Linked DNA regions of Mus musculus: region 1 is linked to region 2. Evidence: chromatin loops called from intact Hi-C (ENCODE). Cell type or tissue: heart. All regions are shown on one strand. Each heading gives the region's core, and the rest is flanking DNA. Links, peaks and the distances in the headings are about the cores only.

What was found. Hi-C counts contacts between places; a loop is a spot of excess contacts. Peaks named below come from ENCODE experiments on the same cell type or tissue, not always from the same donor. Only the 100,000 strongest peaks of a DNase experiment are listed, where the experiment ranks them.
Region 1: a loop joins it to region 2, with 2.9 times the contacts of the local background. A loop is called at or near these places in 11 of 42 quality-filtered maps.

What each region holds. Positions count from the first base shown.
Region 1 is chr8:27,256,267-27,268,298 of GRCm38, forward strand. It overlaps Eif4ebp1 (eukaryotic translation initiation factor 4E binding protein 1), which reads left to right and starts at 4,061. Exons shown (of 3, transcript NM_007918.3): 1 at 4,061-4,284. The coding sequence starts at 4,143. In heart, for the core only: no CTCF peak of the experiment used is centred there; DNase peaks (open chromatin) are centred at 4,025, 5,025, 8,145, 9,475 and 1 weaker place; H3K4me3 peaks cover 4,306 bases; H3K27ac peaks cover 5,359 bases.
Region 2 is chr8:27,037,169-27,049,200 of GRCm38, forward strand. Erlin2 (ER lipid raft associated 2) reads left to right here. Exons shown (of 12, transcript NM_153592.3): 12 at 1-2,269. Plpbp (pyridoxal phosphate binding protein) reads left to right here and starts at 5,387. Exons shown (of 8, transcript NM_054057.4): 1 at 5,387-5,545; 2 at 7,860-7,967; 3 at 8,230-8,265; 4 at 8,756-8,831; 5 at 12,006-12,032. The coding sequence starts at 5,447. In heart, for the core only: a CTCF peak has its summit at 5,318 (motif pointing right); a DNase peak (open chromatin) is centred at 5,373; H3K4me3 peaks cover 2,072 bases; H3K27ac peaks cover 1,195 bases.

The sequences.
Region 1 (12,032 bases), core at 1,706-9,705, 220 kb after region 2:
ACAACAACAACAACAACAACAACAACACAACAGATTAGATAGATGGATCTCAGAGATTATAGAGTGCTCAGCACTAAATGGGGGTTTGTATTAGCTCTGTTTACCCCAGGCTTGGGATCCATCTTGGAGAGAGCAGAAAGACCAAAAGAGCCAGAGGTAGGGAACAACTACTATGGAATAGTATTTTCTGGGCATGGGAGGCCCAGAGCTCACAGGAGTGCACACACAACACCTCTGTCTGCAATCACATCATGTGCACAAGATCAAGTCAGCCAAAGTCCCAGCATGGATGAAGGGGTTAGAAAATCTACCCCTAGCTGCGGAGCTACCAGGAATTGATGGATTCAGGGGCGGGAGTGCGCCAATGTCCTTCAGGGATGTGCTCAGGTATGGGTTGCACATGCTCCAGTGGGTAACCTATTGCTAGGCACATTCTGACAGTACTCTCTGGGTTTACAACAGAATACAGGGGGCTGGTGAGATGGCTCAGTGGTTAAGAGCACTGACTGCTTTTCTGAAGGTCCCGAGTTCAAATCCCAGCAACCACATGGTGGCTCACAAACATCCGTAACGAAATCTGATGCCCTCTTCTGGAGTCTCTGAGGACAGCTACAGTGTACTTACATATAATAAATAAATAAATCTTTAAAACAAAACAAAACAACCAAAAAAAAAAAAAACAAACAAACAAACCCCAGAATACAGAAACTTCAGAGGGAAGGTGGTAGAGGGGACATGGGAGGACTTGGAGGGGAGTGGCCACCCTTGACTTGTAACTTTCTTCTTAGTGTTTTGAAACTTCCCTGAGGGTTGGAGAGATGACTCAGCAGTTAAAAGCACTGGCTGCCCCCTTCCAGAGGTCCTGAGTTCAATTCCCAGCAACCACATGGTGGCTCACAACCATCTGTAATGGGATCTGATGACCTCTTCTGGTGCGTCTGAAGACAGTGACAGTGTACTTACGTACATAAAACAAATAAAAAAGGAAGAAGGAAAGAAAGAAAGAAAGAAAGAAAGAGAGAGAGAGAGAAAGAAAGAAGGGGAGAGAGAGAGAGAGAGAGAGAGAAGAAAGAAAGGAAGGAAGGAAGGAAGGAAGGAAGGAAGGAAGGAAGGAAGGAAGGAAGGAAGGAAGAGAGAGAGAGAGAAAGGAAGAGAGAAAAGAATCTTCCCTGAACGTCCGGAGTCAGGTAAGTTTATTTTCTGAGTTTTTCCTGTCTCCCTTCTCCCTCAGGCAGGGAATGTTTTAATTAGGGGTAGAGTGTTACACAACACCAGAAAGGTAGGAAGATTCCTCTCAGACTTGGCCCTGTGAGTCTTCCAGTCTGGCGGATCACTGCAGACTTTGTAACATTCTTTATAATAAAGTGGGGAACGTAATTATCTTCCCTGAGTTCGAGGAACTGCTATGGCATATTCTTCAGGCCAGAGAAGCAGTGTTGTGGGCAGTCAACTGACAGCCGGCACTTCAAAACACACAGGACACAGTCTCCACTGGGAATTGGAATCTGAAGTCTTCTGAGAACACTGGCTCCAGACAGGCAGTGTCAGACCTGGTCTGGTAGAGCCCTTGCAGTAGGATAACTTTGCTCTTGTGAGAAATCTCCTCTTCCACATCTGACATGAGAAGTATGTGCGACCTTGTCTGTGAGGGGGGTCTCCCCCCACCCCCTCCTCTTTCAGACAGGGTCATATGTTCCAGGCTGCACTTAAATTGTGTTTTATAGCGCAGGATGACCTTAAACTTCTGATCTTCCTGCTTATATCTCCCAAGTACAGGGAGAACCAGTATTGGCCACCGTACCTAGCTTCTTACATCCATTAAATATTTTACACTCCTTTATTTTGTGTGTGTACATACGGTGCATGTAAAAACATGTTATGGAGCTCATGTAGAGGGAAGAGGTAATTTTATGGGAATCTGTTCCCGAGCTCTCATAGGGATGAAACTCAGGTTAGATTTGGCAATAAGTACCTTTATCTGCTTGGTCATCTCAATCCCCCATATCCTTTTATATTCCATTAGAAGACTTGATATGAATGAGTGCCTGCTCTGAGAGAGGCAGAAATCACCATAGGCAAAATGGGTCTGCAAGAGAAAGAATTGAGCAGGGAATTTGTAAGAAAACTCTAAAACGATCATTCTCAGGGCCATGTGGTTCGCAAAGCCCAGGAGGGAAGCTTATCTTCCCTGGAAAGCTACTCAATGGAGCTACCAAGGCAGGGAAACGGTGCTTACCCTCAGGCTCAGGTCCCTCCTAGCTGTGGCTGTAGGCTTGTGGGCAATCATCTTTAACTCCTCAACTTATCCAAGTGCCTTAGGGGTAATAGAACACTGTCTTAGTCAGTGTTCTATTGCTGTGACGAGATACCATGACCACTGCAACTCTTATAAAAGAGCACATTCAATTGAGGTTTCTTGCTGTTTCAGAGGTTTAGTCCATTGTCATCATGGCAGGGAGCATGGTGGCACACAGGCAGACATGGTGCTGGAGATGTAGATGAGAGTTTCTTATTTGGGTCTGTAGGCAGCTGTAAGAGAGAGCCACTGGGCTTGGCTTGGCCAATTTTTTTTTGTTTTTTTTTTGTTTTTGTTTTTGTTTTTTTGTTTTTGTTTTTTTGAGACAGGGTTTCTCTGTGTAGCTCTGGCAGTCCTGGAACTCACTTTGTAGACCAGGCTGGCCTCGAACTCAGAAATCTGCCTGCCTCTGCCTCCCGAGTGCTGATCCCCCAACCTTCCCTTCCCGAGTTCTAGGATTATAAGCTTACAAAGTGCCACCACGTTCAGTTTTTATGTTGATGCTTCGGATTTAACCGTGGACTTAGTGTATACGTGGTAAACTGTCTACCAAGTGAGCTGTGTTCCAAGCTTCCCCTTCCCCGTGTTTTTTTTTCTCTCTCTCTTTCACGGTTTAAGACAGCGTCTTAACATGTCTGGCCCAGGCTGTGCATCAAACTCGCCACAACCATGTCTGCCCTCAGCTTTTCTGTAATGCTCCTGTCTCAGTTTCTCTGAGCTAGCATGCCCAGCTTAAGTCTCTCTCTCTTCTTTCTGTGTCTGAGACAGGGTTTTGCTGGGTAGCACAGGCTAGAATCCTCCTGCTTCAGTCTCCTCATTGCTGGGACAAGTGTGGACCACTTGAATGCTGAACTTGGATGTTGGACTTTATAAACAGGCCCTTCCCTGAAATCGTAGTTCCAGGAAATCTGGGGCCTCTAGAACAACCAAACAAGGCAAAAAGCAAAACCCCTTTCAACATGCTTCTCCCAAAGGGAGGAAGGTGGCCCAGTGTGTTCTCTCAGGCCAGCCCGGACAACAGTGAGAACAGGGTTCTGGCCCTCCCTCGGCTGTCAACTTGGGATCCTCCTAGGGCTTCAGCCTCCTCACGGTCGGGATTATAGGCATTTCCTACCATATGGAGATTGATTGACACAGACACTGTAACCGATTGGACATGCATTTTCCCTTCCCTCCCTAGTGACTACCAGACAAAGTGCTGGAGTGGAACCCAGTCCAAGTACTATGCGGATCTTTGACCGGTTAACTCTAATCCTCCCAGCCCACAGTACGCAGAGCTTCGATCCTGCCCATTCCTCATCAGATTTATATTCGGTTCCTAGCTGGCTGGCTAGGTCCCTCTTACTCTTCCACTACTCCTTCCAAGTCCAGGAATGTGCGCTGTGCAGCCGCTGCTCTGACTCCTAAAAACTGTAAAACTGTAAAAGCTGTAGAAACGTTAAGAATGGCGAAGGATCAGCCCACCCTTTCTTCTCTGAGGATCGGCCTGGGATCGAGAGGTCACATCCTAATATAGAAAGCAGGCGGTCTGGTGCGCTGAGACGCTGCCACCAAATCGGAGAGTTCTGCCACCGTCATCCCTACCTAGATCTTCCCAGAGTCTCGGGGAGGAACCAGGGAACCCAAGGGGCCCACACTGGGGTTCCTGCACTGGAGAGGACAGAAGCTGCCTAGGTCAGCAGCTGGGGAACCACTTGCAGGCAGCGGGCTGGGGCTGGGTGGGGCCGGGCGGACCGCAAGTCTCAGGGGGCGTGGAGCCCAGGCGGAAGGGGCGGGCCGGGCACGAGAAGGGCTGGGCCGAGGTGCCGCGGGGTTGCTGGAGGGTCGTGGGCGGCGTGCAGGAGACATGTCGGCGGGCAGCAGCTGCAGCCAGACTCCCAGCCGGGCCATCCCCACTCGCCGCGTAGCCCTCGGCGATGGCGTGCAGCTCCCGCCCGGGGACTACAGCACCACTCCGGGCGGCACGCTCTTCAGCACCACCCCGGGAGGTAGGCGCTGGCCGGGGTCACGGGCGACCTCGGGGGGCTGGAGGATACGTCGGGATCCGGAGTCTCACGTGCGACGGGGAGGGCGGCATTCGAGGGGTTCGGTAGCTGGCCAGAACGGACGAGGGGCGTCGGGAAAGCAGAAGGGTCACCGTCTCGGTTGCTCGCCTTCTGGGTGTGGTGGAGCGTGGTCTGGAACCCGGCTGCAAACTGCCTGCATTATTAGCCTTTTCCTGGGAGATACGGCAGAGTGCCCTGAGCATACAGATAGGCACTCTGCCAGGACCACCATGTGCTTAAGGGCGACCTCTGTGGGTGTCAGGGCAGTTTGGGGTGGGACAAGATCAGGGAAAGAGGCTGGCCTGGAGATTAAGTTTAGTTGATCTCCCTTGGAATAAGTGACGCCTGCACACTTTTTTTTTTTTTAACCTTTCCGGAGGCAGCCCTCTTTGCTTTGGACACTCGCTCATTAATGGAGGCTGGACGCTGAGGGTGCTTCTCTGCCACCTGTGGCTTGTGTTAAGAGAGAGATTCCTGCAGGGGCGGCGTCTGGTGTAGTGCAGAACAACACGTTCCTCGGGCCTGGGGGGCAGGGCACAGCGTTGAACTGGCCCAAGTGGCGGAGGATGAGGAAGAGGAAGCTGAGTTGGCGCGGGTGGGGGCCGGCCTCCGGGAACCAGGCATTCCCAGCTTGCCCTGGAGCCCCAGTATAGACGCTGATGAAACCTACCCGCCTGTTTGCATGATGAAATCCTCGTGGCTCACTACTTCCCTCCCAATCCTCGCGCCGCTCCCACCCACTTTTGCGCTTCTCCCCTCCCCGGTCTCCTCCCCCAACTACTCCTCTTACAACTCAAAAACAAGAGGAATCCTGGCGCGGTGATGAACCTTGGGCTACTGCTGGCGCAGCCGGGCCACATGCCTATTTTCTCGGGCAGCTGTCCCTGCACCAGGGAGCACAGCCAGATCCCAGAACCAAGGCACCGATGAAGGGATCTTGGAGCTCAGTCAGTGTCCACTGGGTTCTGTGATCTTCAGGACACAGCACCAAGGCCTCGCTGCTTGAGCACGTGTCTGTTGTGCATCGTCATGCTGAGTTCCTACACTCAGCAAGAAGTAGCAAGCAGGGCAGGGGGAGAAAGCCGGCTCCCTCTTATTAGAAACGGCCCAAAGGAAAAGTTTTCTGCAGGCTTCTGGCCTCCCGTTACTGGAGTTCTTCAACCCCGCTGGCCACTTTTTAGTTCACGCTGTTGCCCCTTTGTCTTTTCGCAGAACTTTGTGTTGAGCACAAAGTTTCACAGAGAGTTGAGTCCTTTTAGGCGAGGTGTGAATCAGGGTGTATTTTTTATTTTTATTTTTTATAGGCACCGATACAGACCTAAAGGCTCTGGGAAACGTTTATTTTCTCTCTTGCCCGTCCCTTTCTGGATGAACAGGTTAGCTGGGTAGCAATAGCCAGTACTGTTTGTAATGCACTCTGATCCACTTCTCACTGTGGTCTGCGAAGTGTCCGTTGGCAGACCAGGTAGTTCCCGTTGTCTTTGAAGAGGAAGGGGTTTCCTTAGAGTGTAGCATTTGCTTCTTAACTGAAAGAAAGCAGTGTCAGGTCCCCAAAGCCAGCTGGCCCTTGTCAGATTTTTGTTGCTGTTGTTGTTGTTTGTGTGTCACACAGTCCATAGCTCGAGGAAAGACTTGCTTGTTTCTGCCAAAGCCAGTTAATTTAAGGAGTGGGATCTTTTCCCAAAGGCCATTCATTCCAGGTCGCCTCTGCTAAAGGGCAGAAGCTTGACCCATTTGCTCCAGAATGTTTCTCATCACTTAGCACCCCAACGAGATACGGAATCCGAGTGCAGAGGTCTACAGGGTGAGTTACGGGAGAGCCAGGGCTACACAGAGATCCTCCTGCCTCACCTTACTGAGTGTTGGTAATTCCGGGGTTAACAGCTGTTGAATACCCTTTGGGCTATTTCTCTTTGCTCTCATCTATTCTCTGCAAATCCATCTAACTTTTGAATTTTCTTACTTGTATCAGGGGCCAGCTGGGAGTTCAAGGTCAAGTGAATCACCCTGAGGTCTACTCTGTCCTCTGGATCTATGGGCGTATAAAGCCCATGAGCTTGAATCAGGACTGAGTCATCTGCCTAACCATTATATGCTTGATTGGCTCACATTCCATTTTGAGTACTCAGGAGTTACAAGGGAAAGGGATAAACAACACACAAACAAAGCCCATACACGCACACACACACACACACACACACACACACATATACACATATATGTATACACACACACACACACATATATACACATATATGTATACACACACACACACATATATACACATATATGTATACACACACACACACACACACACACATATATACACATATATGTATACACACACACACACACACACACACACACACACACACACGGCTTTTTTCCTTGCCTTTCCAGATCTTTAGGAGTCTGGCAAAGTAGATCTCATATCCAGGCATAAAGTCAGGTTTCTTGAACTTAAGCTTCCTATACTCCTTGGCATGTGACTTGACCTGTAAGGGGCTGCAAGCTCTACATGAAGAAATACTACAGGAAGCTACTTCAGCTGAGAATGGCTTTGAAGCAGCTGCCTCTGGAGACCAGGGCACAACAGGTGGCCTGAACCATCTCCATTCCTGGGACTCTGGTCAGTGGTCATTAAGCCTTTGGTAACCTAGGACATTTCTGAAGGGAGTGTCCCACAAGAAGATTTGAACCTGGGAGTCTTTAAGATTGCTAGCAATGTCATAAACAGGATCTAGTGAACACCCACCAAGGATGGATGTTTGACTTCTAAACCTACAGAAGTTGTTTGGGTGGTCATACCTCATAGTACCTGGGTAAGGTTAATTAATAATCAGGCAGGCAGGTAGGTAGGGTGGCAGGTGTAAATGACACTGTTTTGTAAGGGGTAAAGTTGAATGTAATGGTGCAGAGACAGGAGAATCTTTGTGAGTTTGAAGCCAGCCTGGTCTACAGTCTACATAATAAGTTCCAGGTCAGTCAGACCTACATAGCGAGACCCTATCAGAGAAATTAAAAAAAAAGTCTCTGTCTGGGAAGCTGACCTTGAGGTGGCTGCCAAGTGTTTAACTCCGTCAGTGCTGGGAAGAGGGGAGGTGGGCTGGACGCTGATGCCGGTGACTTGATGTCCCGAGGTCTTAGTCACACAGAGGGGAGAAGTTACAGCTGAGGATATTATTAAGGGCCGAATGAGAGAGCTTGGATATCGAGGTGGCAAGGAGATAATGGTCCCCGTCTGACATGCACCCGAGCTTCCATTTAAAGTGTTTGAAACAATATATAGTAGGTTCCAGGACATACGACTGAATTGGAAGGGGGTTGGGTAGAGCACTCCAAGCTACCTTTGCAGCCTCTTGGTTTTTATTTAAGGCATGCCCTGCAACTAGGAAGATAGTGTGACTTGGAAGGATGGGATTCAGGTGACGATACAGCTGACGGTGGGATACAAGCATGGGGCTTAAGAGATGGTTCCGAGGTTAAAACATGCTTGCTAGCCAGGCGTGGTAGTGCAAAACAAAAAACCAAAACAGCAAAAAAAAAGTGCTTGCTGCACTTGGAAAGGTCTGTTCTTTAGCCCCTGGACCTCTGTCCGTCATCATTCCACCATCATTCTAGCTGAAGGGGTGGCCTTTCCTTGCTTCCACAGGAACCTCTCCCTAAATTAAAATAAAAGCCTAGAGGCTCGGAGGGGGAAGCTCAGTGAAGGGGAACTCTGCAAGAGGATCTGACATCACAAAGGAGGGGGAGGAGGGGCGGAGGCTGGAGGGTGACTTTCAGGTGTAAGAGAGAGTGGCTATGTTGGGAGTTAGGGGACTAGAGGTTTGGCACAGACTTTCAGTTATGAGAGGGGTAAATTCCAGGGGTGTACTCATCAGTGGCTATAATTAACTCTGCAGTGTTTACTAGAAATCAGCTCAGGGCAACTGTAGCCATATCCTTCCGTACACAGGCAGACATCCGAGAGACGTAGGCTGGTTGCTCTAATTGTGGGATTTATTTTACATTTCCTAGTGTGACAGCAGATCATCACATTCTGTGTACTCCGACTAGGTGCTTCTGCCTCCTTTCTTCTCTCTCTATGTCTCCCTCTCCTTTCCTTTTTCTCTCTTCCTCCTCTTCTTTAAGATAGGATCTTACTGTATATAGCCCCGGCTAGCCTCAATACTGGTGATCTCCTGTCTCAGCCTCCTGAGGGCTGGGATAATAGGCATGTGGCATCTTGCTTAAGTGCGTAAGATTTTTATTTGCCAGTTTTACTTAATAGTTCAGTGATGCTGAGGGGAGACATGATTCTAAGAACCAGGGGCACATCTATAGAATGCAGCGATTCCATAGACACCCCCTGCCCTTCAGTTCTATAACCCATAGTGATTTTTTTTTTAAAGTTTTATTTAATTATATGAGTACACTGTTGCTGTCTTCAGACACATCAGAAAAGGGCGTCAGATCCCATTACACAGATGATTGTGAGCCACCATGTGGTTGTGGGATTTGAACTCAGGACCTCTGGAAGAGCAGCCAGTACTCTTAACCACTGAGCCATCTCTCCAGCCTCATCCATAGTGATTTCCCTTTGTGGTTTTGTACGTGGGCCCCAGGGCCACAGAACTTGTCCCCATGATCCATGGCAGTCTGAGGACGTGATCCTCTAGATTTTGGTGGCCTTCAGAGGTTGCCTTTTTCTTTCCAGCATCCCCCCAAAGTGGCAGGTAGTCATTATTTACAAGGTGAGCTGGATTCTCACCCACCACTATCAGCAAAAGTCATTACCGACTCAGGTGAAGGGAGGCAGAGAGCATGGTGCTGATTTCATTTCACTTAGTGGTACAAAACACTGAAGCATTTTTCCAAATGAGCCTTTATTTGATGTTCACGAAAACGAGTTAGAAGGGAGTAGCAATATTGAAAATGAGGATTGCTTAACGCGACCATTTTTTTTTGTTTTTTTTTTCTCCCCTCCCCTTAGCGATCATTTCTGTGTATGGATCCCCATATGTTCAGGCAAACAAACAAAAACATCCATTACTTTCTGGCCCGAGCGAGTCTTACCTCAGCTGTCTTTCTCCGTGGTGAATCATAGCCACGAGTCTGTTGGCGTGCTTGTTTCTCGGGTTAGACAGGATGTTCTTCCAGAGCAGTCGTTGTGACCCCAGGACCTAAGGCCAGGTCCGGTGTTCAGAAGGTGACGAGTCATGCTGCGTGTGGCTTAGTGGCACAGTGCCCTGCTAGCATGTGGGATGCCCTGGGCTGATTTTTAGCACTAGGGAGGAGATGAAGATGAAGGGGGCCTACAAGGAACCCAGAGTGAAGCATCCTCTTAGGATATGTAGGTTCCTTCCTGAGGCCTGGGTCTCCCCTGAGAACTCCAGGGTGGAGATGGTTGTACCAGGTTGCCACTAGCCTTTAACAAGCCATCACCAGACTTGATAACGTAAACAACGGTTTATTGCTCACGTCTGTCCTTTGCTGATTTTGGCAGAGTTGACTCAAGGCTGCAGCTGGATTGCCCTGGGCTGCAAGGTCCAAGGTGGCCTTATCCACGTGTGAGTCTATCACTTGCTGGCCCCTGGTGGGAGGCTGGGAACGCTCCCGTCTTGGGGCTCAAATCATTTAGTTTAGCTTGAACTTCTCTGTTAGCCCAGGGCAGAGGCATGGGAGCTTTGCCCCATCACTTTAAAAGTATTCGTGTGTTCTTAGGGGGCAGTCCAGCTTTAAGTGGGGGTGAGAGGAAGATGGGGTGGCCTTCTTTGTTTTGAGACAGGATCTCCAAACATTTGAGGATGACCTTAAAGTCCTGATCAATCTACTGATAACTTCTCAAGCGTATGAACCACTCACTGGTTTTTGTTGTTGTTTGTTGTATGTTTTTTGTTTTGTTTGATTTTTTTTTTCCCTGCTTCTTCTGAACGGCAGACTTTAGGGCCATTGCTTTGTAGGGCTTATGCTTACTGTCCAAACACACCCCTCTTATTGTCACTTGGAAGGCCTGGGTTTTCTGGGCACTAGCAATTGGCTTGAGTCAGGTGTGCCCGGCAGCCCAGAATGTGGATGAGAAAAGAGGCACAGTCCGTTTAGAGCTTCGGGGGCACATGTTTATGATGTCAGTAATCTGGGAATGAGGAGTTCGTCAACAGGAGGATCAGATGTTCAAGGCCAATGTGGGTGCTTTGAGAATGGCTCCCAGAGATGCATGCATTTGAATGCTCTGTCCCCATTCGGTGGACCTGTTTGGGAAGGATTAGGAGGTGTGGCCTTGTTGGAGGAGGTGTGGCATTGGGATGGGCTTTGAGGTTTCAAGAAAAGGAAAAAGGAAAATGTCCACACCATTCCCTGTTAGCTCTCTCTGTCTCATACGTGTAGATGAATATGAAAGCTAACAGCTATGGCTCCACTCAGCACCATGCCTGCCTACCAGATGCCATGCTTCCCGCTGCGATGGTCATGGACTCTAAGCTCCACGTTAAATGCTTCATTTTGTAAGTTGTCTTATCACAACAATAGAGAAGTAACCGAGACAGCCTTAGCTACATATTGCATTTGAGGGTGGACCGGGCAGGCTCAGCTCACATGAAACCTTGTCACAAAACACTCCAAGAAATGATCAGAGCGGTCGTCCTACTTGAAGAGAATGTGTGTTTGGACTGGAGTTGTCGCTCAGTGGAGGAACAAGTGTGTTTGGAACCTGGGTTTAATCCCAAGCACCAGAAAAGGGAAAACCCGGCCAGTCTATCTTAGTGTGCTACAGCTGCCATATGAAAATACTGCTTTAATCCTAGCTTAAGCGGCAAAACTTATTTTCTTACTGTTTGGTAACTGGAAGTTTAAGACCAGAGTGAGGTTGGTTCTTTCTGAGGCCTCTCTTCCTAGCTTGCCTATCTTCTCTCTTGTCAGCTTATGGTCCTCCTCCTCCTCCTCCTCCTCTTAATAGTATAGAATAGAGTTTATTCAGGGCATGGGGAGGGTAGTAGAGACAGAGAAAGGCAGAGAGGGAGAGAGTAGATGCCGCCATGAGCATGTGGAGCGAGAGGGGGGAGGGGAATGGGGAGAGAGGGGGAGGGGTGAGAGGACAGAACCAGAGCAAGAAGGCAAGAGAGCCAGCTTATGGTCTTTCGTCTGTGGGTCTATGCATGCATTTCCTCTTCTGAGGATGCTCTGGTGACGCCAGATCAGGATCCAGTCTAAAGGGTTCATATTGACCTTCTCTATAAAGACACCATATTGTGAGGTGCTGGGGTTTAGGCTTCAACACCTGAGTTTGAAGGAACACAGTACAGTCCATAACAGCTCCCACCCACTCCCTCTGGACTAGCCCTTGCTGTGTTTTGGGAGACACCTGGAGAGCTTGTGGCACTCACACTCTGCACTGGTGCATTCTGAAGCATTTGGGGAGAGGTCTGCAAAGGGGGAGACGCTGGGCCAGCCTTAGAAAGATTTCAGCCATTTTGTTCTAAAGTCTCTGTAAAAAGCCTTGCTCTTGTCAGAGCCTCTTAGGGAAGAAGGGTGGCTTGTTGCCCCCGACAGATTGCCCACAGTTGGTGTCTGGTAGCTTCATAGGACCCCCGAGAGAGGTAGGTGTGCATCACCGTGCCTCTCTTCCTATTCCTTCATAAAAGTCTTCTTTCTGATAAGTTTACTCTGCTTGCTTGAGACTGGACATCTATCTATCCATCCATCCATCTATATAT
Region 2 (12,032 bases), core at 1,660-9,659:
CCCTTTTTAGGAAGAACTTGGTGCTAGGTTTTGCAAGGTTTTCTACACACTGTACTCTGCTCTAGTGTTTGTTGGCTACATCTCACCGCAGCAGGGCTTGGTCACACCACACACTCCTTTTCCGTACTTTGACCTGATCTGTGATTTCATTTCTTCTTGAATAATCTATTCATGAGTTGCACTCAGCGTTAAGATGGGAACAAACAAGTGCTGTTAGCTGATGACGTAGCTCCTTATACCCCTTAGCACTGTGGTGCTGTGTGGCTAATTATGCGTATGCTTTTGAGACCAAACATCTTTATCATTATGGAGATTCTTCATTGAAGAGCCCTTAACACTGTGGAGAAGGGCCCAGCCAGATGACACCCAAGTAGTAGTGCCTGTGGCCTGTGCTGGGGCTTTGTCTGACACTGATGAAGAGAGCAGGCAGCCACTTGAGAGTCGGCTCCAGTGAGTCACCCTAGGAAACTGAGAATGCGAAGAATAGATATGAGAGAAAGGGATTTCTTATCCTGAAATTGCACTGGGGGTGGGGCTCTACCATGGCCTGTGAGTGCACACAGAATGCCTCTGTGGAGGGCAGCTCTGCAGGTAATCTGCAGACATGGCAGTACCCTGTGCAACCATGACTGGCTCTAGCTTAGGACTTGGCCTTGTTAGCTGGTCCCCTACCTCATCCTCCCCCCACACAAAGCACCTACTGTTCTCTCTTAGGTGACTACTATAAATGGTATTTTCTGGCATCAATTCCCACCTCAGTTTTGGTTTTGTAAGTCGGGCCAGTTTGCTCCTAAGTGGCACCAGACTTGTCAGGTATTTGGGAAGCATTCAGCCGACCCAAAAAGAGGCAGGGTTCACTGTGCTTACTTCAGATGTTCCCTTCTCTGTCCTGACTCCTCAGGCCACTGACCCTGGCCACACTGTACAAACTACAAAATGTTCCTGAAAAGGACATTTTAATGTGCTCAAAAGCTCTTGCAAAAGTGGGTTTTTTTCCCCAAGACCAACTCATCTTCTTCTCATTTGTTGCTGCTAACCACTTGTTGAGAGCAACGTGCTATACCCAGCATCCTCTCTTGTACGTGCACCTGAGAAAACACTACTTCAGTGGAGTCGGTGCAGGAGGGAGGGTACCCCGCCATCCAGCGCCCTCCTAGCCCGAGAGGCTCTGTAACTAGCATTCTGAGAGCTCATCCCTCCATTACAAAGAGCCACAGTAAAGTCCTGCTGCAGCTGCTCCTTCCCTGCCCCTTTAATGTCACTTCTTTAACAGAACAGAAATGTCCCCATGTCATAGCATAAATTCAGTAGCTATTGGTATCTGTCCCAGCAGTAAAATCATGGAACTCAGATGTCTTTTTAGCATGGGATGCCTAGCCCATCTGTCTTTATGACCTTGTTTTTTGTAATACTATAAAATCTGACTTAGGCATTTGAATTCTAAACATGTAAAATGTGATAAGCCTGCAGTTTTGTAGGCAGTGAATTCATAGCTGCTATTTTTAAGTAGAACTTCTATCAAAATACGTTAACCGTTTGTAAAATTCAGTTTTTGTAGGACTTTCCCAAGGCCCAGCCACCTTGGTAGAATGCTTCTCACTCACTAAATGTTGCAGAAGCAATTTATATTCCATATAGGTTTTTAATCACTTTTCAATATATGGTTAGAATGTTTGTAAGGAAGCCTAAGTTTAATAATTTTTATATAACTAAAAATAGGTGTGGAGGACTCAGTGTGGGTACTGAGGAGGAATGAAGTGCTCTGAAAAGGGAGGTGTATAAACGGCCTGTGGGGCCGTGTGTCTTGTGAAAGTGAGATAGCCGTGCTTACTGACCTGGGCTGTCGTCAGCTGGCCGTCGGTAAACTACCTGGACAATAGCCCCTCTGTCTGGGAACTTTACCTACTTCCTTGTCCTCAGTGGGCTTCTAGCCACTGTTTGTTTCCTTATAAAAGCTGTAATGGGCAATCATGTGTTTGTACTTCCATTCCTTTTTATCTCTACTTCTGTGTAAACTGGTGATTGAATAGTTAAAGCAATTTTTTCAGTGTGCCCCAAGGGCATTAATGAGCCTTTATAACTGAGAAATGATTCTTGTTATAGTAATTATTCCATAAATGATACCACTAGATAAATTACCTTGGGTTAATAGCTCCAGGATTTGTTTCAGACAACAAAAAAAGGTCTCAATGTGAATATACTTACATTTTGGATTTAATTTCAGTCTTGCTAAATAAAATGTTTTTGTCTTTTTTTGATTAAGGTAAAATTTACCAGTAGATTGGAGGACAGGTGATAGAAATCAAACTTCCTTCTTAGGCTTTCCCTAAAAATATATCCAGGTAATATAGATTCTTACCAGCATGCTGGTACATGCCTTTAGCTCCAGCACCCGAGGAGAAGGATCTGTTTGAGCCCAGCCTGGTCTGCATAGTGAGACTATGGCAAAAACAAACAGAATTAACACATTGCTGCATTTCTCCAGAAGATAAAGGCATTCCCAGTTGACCCTAACCTCATGTAATATCAGTTTAAGTAGGTAACTCCCAGACTGGCTGTGGCAAGCTGCCTCGCCTAGTGTCACTAGATAAATGTTAATGTCAGTGAACTTTACAAAAACTATATACCATCCAAATGTTTTACAACACCTACTTTTATAGAAGAATTTGCACTTGATCTGAAATTTGCATTTAACTGGATATTTTCTTTTAAATAACAAGTTTGGGATATCTTGGTTTGGGTTTTGGTTTAGTGTATGTAGTATAGGGTATTTTGCTGATGTATGTCTGTATTCCACATGCATACCTGGTGCCTATGGAGGCCAGCTGAGGGCATTGGATTTCCCGGACGGGGCAGTTTTGAGTTGTTCCTTGTTTGCTGGAATCAAGCAGGGTCCTCCTCAAGAGCAGCCAGTGCTCTTAACCTCTGAGCCATCTCCCTCTCCCCCACCCTGCCACAACATAGTTTTCTTGGTTTTTTTTTGGGGGGGGGTTGGTTGGTTGGTTTTGGGGGTTTTTTTGGGGGGGGGGGTGTCGAGACAGGGTTTCTGTGTATAGCCCTGGCTGTCCTGGAACTCACTCTGTAGACCAGGCTGGTTTTGAACTCAGAAATCCTCCTGCCTCTGCCTCCCGAGTGCTGGGATTAAAGGCGTGCGCTTCCCACCATGTTTTTCATTGTTGTTTTCTTATGTTTTTCTTACACTGTGCTTCCTTTCTTTTTGAAAATGGTTCTTTCACAATTTGCACTTTGACCATAACCCCCACACACACATTAGCATCTTAATCCCTTACCCTCCCATCAAACTTTTCTTCCCATCAAGCCCCCTTCTTACTTAAAAAAAAAAATTCACTAAAACTGAGTTTACTTAATGAATTATGTTATTTTTCTTTACTATTTATCTATTCACTTTATATTCCAATATCAGCCCCTTCTCTCTTCCCAGGCCCCCCACACACACACACACACAGCTCCTCCCTCCATTCTTCCTTCCCCCTTCCTATGAAAAGGGGGCAGCCTTCCCTAGATATCACCCCTCTGGCACATCATCCTGTTCCCCTACGTTTTATTTTTCTTTTAAGTAGGGTTGCTTGCATAAGCCTGAGCTGTGAGTTATTTAGGCAAGGGCAACTTTCTAGTAGCAACACCACTGAGAAATATGGCTCCCCTTCCTCAGTAAGCACAGCTGTCCCACGATCCTCAGGAGCTCCCGCCTCATTCACAGCCCCAGTCCTGCACAGGTGACCACAGCTGTCGCCGTTGGTAATGGGCACAGGAGATATAGCAGTTCACACTACACCTCCCTACTACCCTCTGGCTCTTAGTTTTGTTTTGTTTTTTTCCATATCCCCCCCCTCTTCCAAGAGGTTCTTTGAACCTTGAAGGAGGTAGCACAGATGCTCTGATAGGGTTCAATAGTCATTTATTTTGAGCACTTTGACCAGTTGTGACTCTGTTAATCATTATCCATTGTAACACAAACAGCTTCTTTATCCAAGGCTGAGGTCAGCACTAACCTGTGGATATAAATATTCTGAAGACAGTTTGCTGCCATGTCCATTTAGCAAAACAGTAGTAGTAGGTTCTGTGTGTGTTTATGTATATGTGCAGATAGGTAGGTAGGTAGGTAGGTAGGTAGGTAGGTAGATAGATAGATAGATAGATAGATAGATAGATAGATAGATAGATAGAGGCCCCACCCTAAATCTGTAGTATTTATAGGTCTCATTTTTACATCTGTGTACATATGTATGTATACATCCTTGTGCATGCGCACATGCTCAGACACCCTGGCATTCATGTGGAGATCTGCAGGAGTCTGCTTTCTCCTTCCACCATATGACTTTGGACAGCAAGCGCCTCTGACCCCTGACCTGTCTTATCACCTTCAATTTTTTGAAGCAGAGCATCTCTTTGACTTCACGTCCATCCCAGCCTTCACGAACCCTTTAAACTTGACCCACTTATTCCTGACTAGTACTTCCCAACTGCAGCTCCACAGCCAGCTTCTCATTAGGCTCACTCTGTAACAGCCTTCTGGGCCCTTTCAGGTTTTGGGGTTTTTTTCACTGTGGTGACAGCAGTATATGAAGAGGCATTTACCTTCAATATCATTACTCCTAAAGTCTGGGAATGGAGAGAGAGCACTTACTGCTCTTATAGAGGTTCAGAACCCAGCACCCATCTATCCACTCATCAGTTCCAGAGAGTTCTATGCCCTCCTCTGACCTCTGTGGCAGTTCACAGACTTAACGTTCAGGGGAAACACCCACACAACAAAAATATAAATAAAAATATTTAAATTAAAAGGGGGCTGGAGAGATGGATCAGTAGTCAAGTGCACCTGTTGCTCTTGCAAAGGACCAGAATTCTGTCCCCAGCACACATGATGGCTCACAACCATCAGGTCGAGATCCAAAACTCTCCTGGCCATGGCACCACAGATACGACGGTGCATGCACATACATACATGAGGACAAAACAAATCAACGCACATAAAATAAATATTTTAAAAAAGAAATAATAGCTGGGCAGTGGTGGCACACGCCTTTAGACCCAGCACTTGGGATTTCAAGGCCACCCTGATCTAGAGAATGAGTTCCAGGACAGCCAGGACACAGAGAAGCCCTGTCTCGAAAGAAATTTAAAAATGGGAAGGAGAGGGGAGGGAAGGGAAAGGAAAAGAAGAAAGGAAAAAGGAAAGGAACGGAACGGATGAATGAAAGTTACTTTAATGTCTTGGTTTATACCGGCCCGCCCAGCCCTTGAACTCCCTAGGAGGCTTTCAGTCCGGGTAACCTCCGCCTTCCCCAAGATGGCGCCCGCCTGGGTGGCCAACCTCCGCTGGGGAAGTGGCTGGATGGTGAGCGGCGATTGGACCTCTCAGGAAGGGGGCGGGACCGGAAGGTGGGCTCGGTGAGTCGCGGGTCCTCCGGGCATCCTCTTGGGAATGTTGAGAGGTGGCAGCATGACGGCGGAGCTGGGAGTCGGGTTCGCGCTGCGGGCCGTGAACGAGCGAGTCCAGCAGAGTGTGGCGCGGCGGCCGCGGGTGAGGACCGGCGGAAGGGCACTGGGGAGGGCTGGAAGGGGGACACCTACGTGGGACGAGGTGTCACGGTGACGCAGAAGGGGCTCCCGGAGGGGCGGGGGCTGCAGAGGGGATCGCTGGGTTTCCATGGCGGTCGGTCTGGCCTTGAGGATCGGGACTTGCCGGGAGGTTGGCTTGGTTGGAGAAAGGTGTTCATTTAGGGCAAGTGACTCGTATCCAGGCGTCTCGCCATTCGTCATTGCCCTCGGTACCACCACGCCATTCGTCACCACGGTACTAGAGCCCTGGGAGGGCCGTGTCCACCCGCGATCACGTGCGTTGCGGCGGCCGCGAGCCGTGGTCTAGCTGCGCGTGAACTTGACACACACAGAGCGGGCGGGAGCTGTCAGGTGCCCTGTCACAAGCGTTTGTTATTTTCGTATGGTTGTTATGTCCCCCATTGGACTTCTAGACCGGTGCCAGTATCTGCTTTTCTCCATGCAAATTAAGCTACGTTATGTGAAGTGAGACAGAAAAAAAAAAAAAATCAAACACCTTTCCTTTCTGATCTAGTGTTCATGGTCTGAGATTTCAAAATGATGCCTGAAAACCGAAGGCTGAATTAACATAGTCTTCTCTTACCTGATGTCTGGGCATGTCCAGTTAACTACTCTAGCCCTAGCTAGGGTTCCTCACAGGGGAAGGAAATTAAGAGAGCCTTGGGAGTTCCTACCACCTTCCTGGTACCGGAGTTCTCGGGATTTCCCTAATGCAGCCCGCCTCGGGAGTTAGGCCTGCTTGACCGATTTGTCTCTGGAAGCCTCCAGTTAGTTCATCATCACACTAGGAATTAGACACAGTCAGTCCCTCAGAAGGAGGCAGCAGGAGACCGTGTGGTAATTGATGTGACGTCTCCAAGTCCTTGAGAGCACTGTGGTTCTGTGACAGTCTCAGAAACGGTGGGGTAGACGTAAGGAAAGCAGGGAAACCCTTCATTTTATGTAATGGATGTGAGGAGACTTTGCGTGAATCTAATCCTGAACACTGAGTTGTGGGTGTCTCGTTGTCAACTCTGCTGACTGTTGGTTGATTCATAGACTGAACAAGGCAGTGTATGTCTTTATCTCAATTGAGCCTCTTCCAGGGTGAGTGGAAGCGTTATTAATAATTACATCAGGACCAAAATGAGTTTCTAAACTATTTACCTTCGTGTATCAGAAGCCAGAAGTGACCTCCCTGCTAAACAGGATGTTGCCTTCCCTTCATGAAGGATGCTGCTGGGTTTTGTTTTACTTTGTTTGTATGGGTTTTTTTGGTGCTAAGGATACAACTCAGAACCTCACAAATGCTAAGCAGACCTTATGCCACTGTTACTGTATCCTTGATAAAAAATTTGTGTGTGTGTTACATTTATGTATGTACAAGTATGTGTGAATATGTGTTATATGCATGTATGTACAAGTGCATGTGTGTTATGTGCATGTATATATAAGTGTGTGTATATATATATGTGTTATGTGCATGTATGTACAAGTGCCTGTGTGTTATATGCATGCATGTACAAGTACATGTGTTTGTGTACACGGTATACTCATATGTGCAAGTGCACATGCCATGAGTGCACACGTGGAAGCCAGAGGTTGATGTCAGGCATCTTTCTCTATCGCCCTCCACTTTATGCTTTGACACCCTGCATCTGGAGCTAGCCAGACAGCCAGCCCCAAGGATCCACCTGTCTTGCCCCCATCCCCACCCTGCCACTGGGATGACAGACAAGGGGTACAAAACTTGCTTTTTATATGAATATTGGAGTCTAAACTAAGGCCCTCATGCCTACTTAGCTACCATTTTCCCACCAAGCCATCTTACTCACTGCAAACCCTTAAACCTCCAGCACTGATTGACATGCAAAGGAAATCCGCAGGCAGGGTTGGAGCTCCGTGGTGTAGCACCTGTCTCATGTGCCCAAACTCCAGGGCTCTATATTCAGTACCAAAAAGAAAAAAGGAGAGTGGATCTTATTAGTGCCAAGCTGAGATCTAGGCCGGTCTATTTTACAATGTGTGTTATGTTGGTAGTGGTGGTGTTTGTTTGTTTGTTTTGTTTGTTTGTTTGTTTGTTTGTTTTGTAATGCAGGGTTTCTCTGTATACCACTGGGATGTTCTGGAACTCACTTTGTAGGCCTTGCTGGCCTTGGAACTCAGAGATTTGCCTGTCTCTGCCTCCTGAGTGCTGGGATTAAAGGTGTTTGCTACCACGACCTGGCTCTACAATGTGTATCTAACTGGGACAAGATTCCACACATTCACTCATGTGGCTCCTTCTCTCTTGGCAGGACCTCCCAGCCATCCAACCCCGGCTCGTTGCGGTCAGCAAAACAAAACCTGCAGACATGGTGATCGAGGCCTATGGCCACGGCCAGCGCACTTTTGGAGAGAACTATGTAAGATTCCTCTTATAAAGAACTGTTGGGCTGGGCGGTGGTGGCGCACACCTTTAATCCAAGCACTTGGGAGGCAGAGGCAGGCAGATTTCTGAGTTCAAGGCCAGCCTGGTCTACAAAGCGAGTTCCAGAACAGCCAGGGCTATACAGAGAAACCCTGTCTCGAAAAACCAAGAAAAGAAAGAAAAAAAGAAAAAAAAAAGAACTGTTGGGAGAGTAGTGACTACCAGGCTTCTGACTCGTTCTGTTCTTTGCTCTTTAGGTTCAGGAACTACTAGAAAAAGCATCAAACCCTAAGGTACGTTAGACATAAGAAGTGTTGCTTTTGTTTAGAAGCCTTAGCTCTTAGCTGAAAGTTACACCTATGTTGAGGGTGGAATTTTAGAACAGAAAGCTGGGCTAGGGATAGAAGCCGTCTGTATTTCCACTGCGCCCTAAATTTCAACTTCTATTAATATTCTCTTGTGTGGCTGTTAGTGAATAGTGATTTTAGGAAAATCCTTGGAGATTTGAAAGCATAAACCAAAGGGTATGGGATGCAGCTTTGAGGACATAAATCATTTATGCCTTTCATGGATTATTTCTGAAAATGACAGTGAATTGATGGGAATGAGAAGGGAACCAGCGCCAGGCTTAGATGCCTCTGCGTTTCCTTGTGTCTCAGTGGGAGATTGGCCGAAGAGAGGGGTGGCAGTTTATCATTCCCAGGAGAGCACAGAAGTGAAGGACATCTGAACTGACAGAGCCGCCATGACATCGCTATCAAACGGTCCCCTTCTTCTCTTCAGATTCTGTCTTCCTGTCCCGAGATCAAGTGGCACTTCATTGGTCATTTACAGAAACAAAACGTCAACAAACTGATGGGTAAGGCAAAACTCTCAGCACAAAGCCAGGCCTTCTCTGTGATTGTATGGCTTACACCACCGTCTAAGTAAGCAGCTTTGAGAACACCCCCAGCTCACCATTTGTGTGGCGGGATTTCTTCAAATAAAACATCGTGAAATAGTAAGAATGAAGTGTGGGGACTGGAGGGTGTAGCTCAGCAGCAGAGTGCTTGCTCCTCATTTACAAGGCCCTCGCTCGGTCCCCAGCACCATAAAAATAATTACTAGTCACAGAAAGATTTGACTGTGTGATGTGTGAGGTTCTCAAGTAACCATACTTACTCCTCTCAAGGTATCAAAATGTAAGAAACTGTATGGGTTTTTTTGGTGGGGAGAAAGGCATAGGGAGAGGCAGATTGTGTGTATAGAGGTTAGAGCAACATGGAGGAGTTGGGTCTTTCTTCTCATTATGTGGGTCCCAGGGATAGAACTTGGGTTGTCAGGCTTGGCCGCAGGCACCTTTCCACACTGAACCATCTTGCCTCCCCTGGCATTTATTTTTCTTAACAGCTTTGTCAGGGTAAAATTGAAAAAAGCTTATCTAACTACAATAAATGACACAGACTGAAAGTGTCTGACTTGATCAGTTTTGACAGAGGATTACAACTGTGAACTGGTACAGTAATTAAAATAGCAGGCATCTATCCCATCATCTTGTCCCCAGAGGCTCCTTCCTGTCATCCTGCTCAAACGTTCCTTGTCTGTGCCGCCGCTGTCATCCCCATAGTTCAGACTTTGTGTAAGTGGAGTTAGAAAAGAAAAGGTCTTCCTTCTTTCTATCCTGACCCAGGGCTGACCTTTATCTCGGTACGCGGTCCTTCCATCTTCCTATTCTGTACTATTGCACTGTATTTACATAGCACAGTGTTTCCACTCACACTGACGAACATCTAGGTTACTTCTAGTTTGGGAGTATTACAAATATGCTGCTGTGCAGATGTGGTGGCACAAGCCAGAATTCCCAGCACCCAGGGTTAATAAATAAGTGTGATAAAAAATAAGGCAAAAATTCAGACCATTCTTTTTTCAACTCTATCCTCTCCTCTCCCATTCCTTGTTTTCCTGTTGCAGAGTTCTCTGCTTGCTTGTTTTCATTTCTTCTCTGGGCATGGTGACACACAACTCTAATCCTAGCACTCTGGAGACAAGGGCAGGCAGATCTCTAATAAGAGGCCACTGGTCTACACAGTTTCAGGCCAGCCAGAGCTACATAGACCCTGTCTCAATAAAATAAAAATAAAGGCCTGGAGAGACGGCTCTGAAGTTAAGAGCACTTTCTGGGTTTGGCTACCCAGCATGCTTATGTCGGCTCACATCTCTTTCTAACTGGAGTTTCAGGGATCCAAAAGCCTCTTTGGCCTCCTTAAGTACCAGGCACAAATGTGGTGCACAGGCCTACAGGTAAAACTCCAGCCCCAGATCACAGCACATGTTTGCACTGGGGTCCCTGTTAGTTTTGTTGCTGTACTAAAGACAATGAACAAAAGCAACTTAACTTGGGAAGAAAGGGCTTATTCGGCTTATACTTCCACAGCAGTGAAAGAAGCCACGGCAGGAATCTGGAGGCAGGAACTGAAGCAGATACCATGGAAAAATGTCGCTTACTGGTGTGTTCCCCAGGGCTACTGTCTTATACACCAAGAGTGCCTACTCCGGGACTGCACAACTCACAGTGAGCTGTGCCTTCCTATATCACACATTAATCAAATGGCACAGACTTTTCTATAGGCCAGTCTTTGTTTGTTTGTTTGTTTGTTTGTTTGTTTGTTTTTCAACACAGGGTTTCTCTGTGTAGCCCTGGCTGTCCTGGAACTCACTCTGTAGACCAGGCTGGCCTCGAACTCAGAGATCCGCCTGCCTCTGCCTCCCGAGTGCTGGGATTAAAGGCGTGCACCACCACTGCCCGGCCAGTCTAGGTAATTTAACTTCTCGTTATACATCATCCTGTGCTTTTTACATTGCCGTTTTGGTTTGTCATTGTTTTTCTGAGACCCAGTCTGACTAACCCGGGCTGGCCTAGAACTTGTGGTAATCCTCCTGTCTCACCCTCCTGAATTCTGGAATCGCAGGCACGACCACCAGCACACCCAGCAACATGCCAGAAAGTTTTGTTTGGTTTTCACACATAAACTTGTCTGACTCAGTTCTAGCTGCTTTCCTATCCTCATACATATCCTTCCGCTGCTTTGTTGTGGAACACAGTTTACATTTTATTAGAACAATTTGATCTTTTTAGGGTTTTGGGTTTTTGGTTGGTGGGTTTGTCGTGCCAGGATTTCTCTAAGGTCCCTGGAACTCTCCGTAAACCAGGCTGACCTTGAACTCTGAGATCTACCTCTGCCTCCCAGTGCTGGGATTAAAGGTGTGCCACCACTTTAGGTCTTGTCCTAACTATCAGTTTGTATAACCAGGCCAGAGCTGAGATTAGAATGAATTATTTAAGCTACCAAGGCATAGCCTTCCTGTACACTCTAGTGTCTCTATCCCAACAAGGTTGTGGGTTCAGTCTTCACCATGGAGGAGGAAAAAAGCAAGGCAGGAGGGATGGGAGGCAGGGGAGTAGTTAGCTGACTGCCTGGAAGATTTCTGTGCTCAGTACAATAAGTTGGTGGGGTTGTGTCATGGTCATTTATCTGTGCCAAGAGTCATAGTTCATCTTCATTGAAGGTAGCTTTGATGACCTCACTGACTGAGCATCCAGAGTGAGCTATTCTGGTGTCCTTGTCAAATAAGAAGACCCATCCCAGAAGTTATAAGAACATGATATCTTTCCAGGCTAGCGTTTTGGCTTCTGGATAGTCTCTGTCCCTTGTCGACTGGCCTATTTTACTCAGTTTAGACTGAGACATAATAAGATCGGGGCCTACTACTCAGAATCTCAATTGCCAACTTTCCGAATCGTCTCCGTACTTAGGCAGCCTGATCGTGGTGTCTTAGCGTCTCCCTTATCCATCTTTGCTGGTGGGATGGGACTCGCCTGCCCTCGAGGTTCCTATCCAGCAAGCTCTCTTGCTTGTCTTCTTGGCGGTCATAAGCTGAACTGTCCTTTTCTTTCCCTGGAGTACTCCTCCCTCTACCAGATCAGAGGTTTGCTGCACGTCCTCTCTGGCAGCGGGAAAGCGAAGACTGCTCCCTTCCCCCTTTCTCTTCGCAGCCGTCCCCAACCTCTCTATGCTGGAAA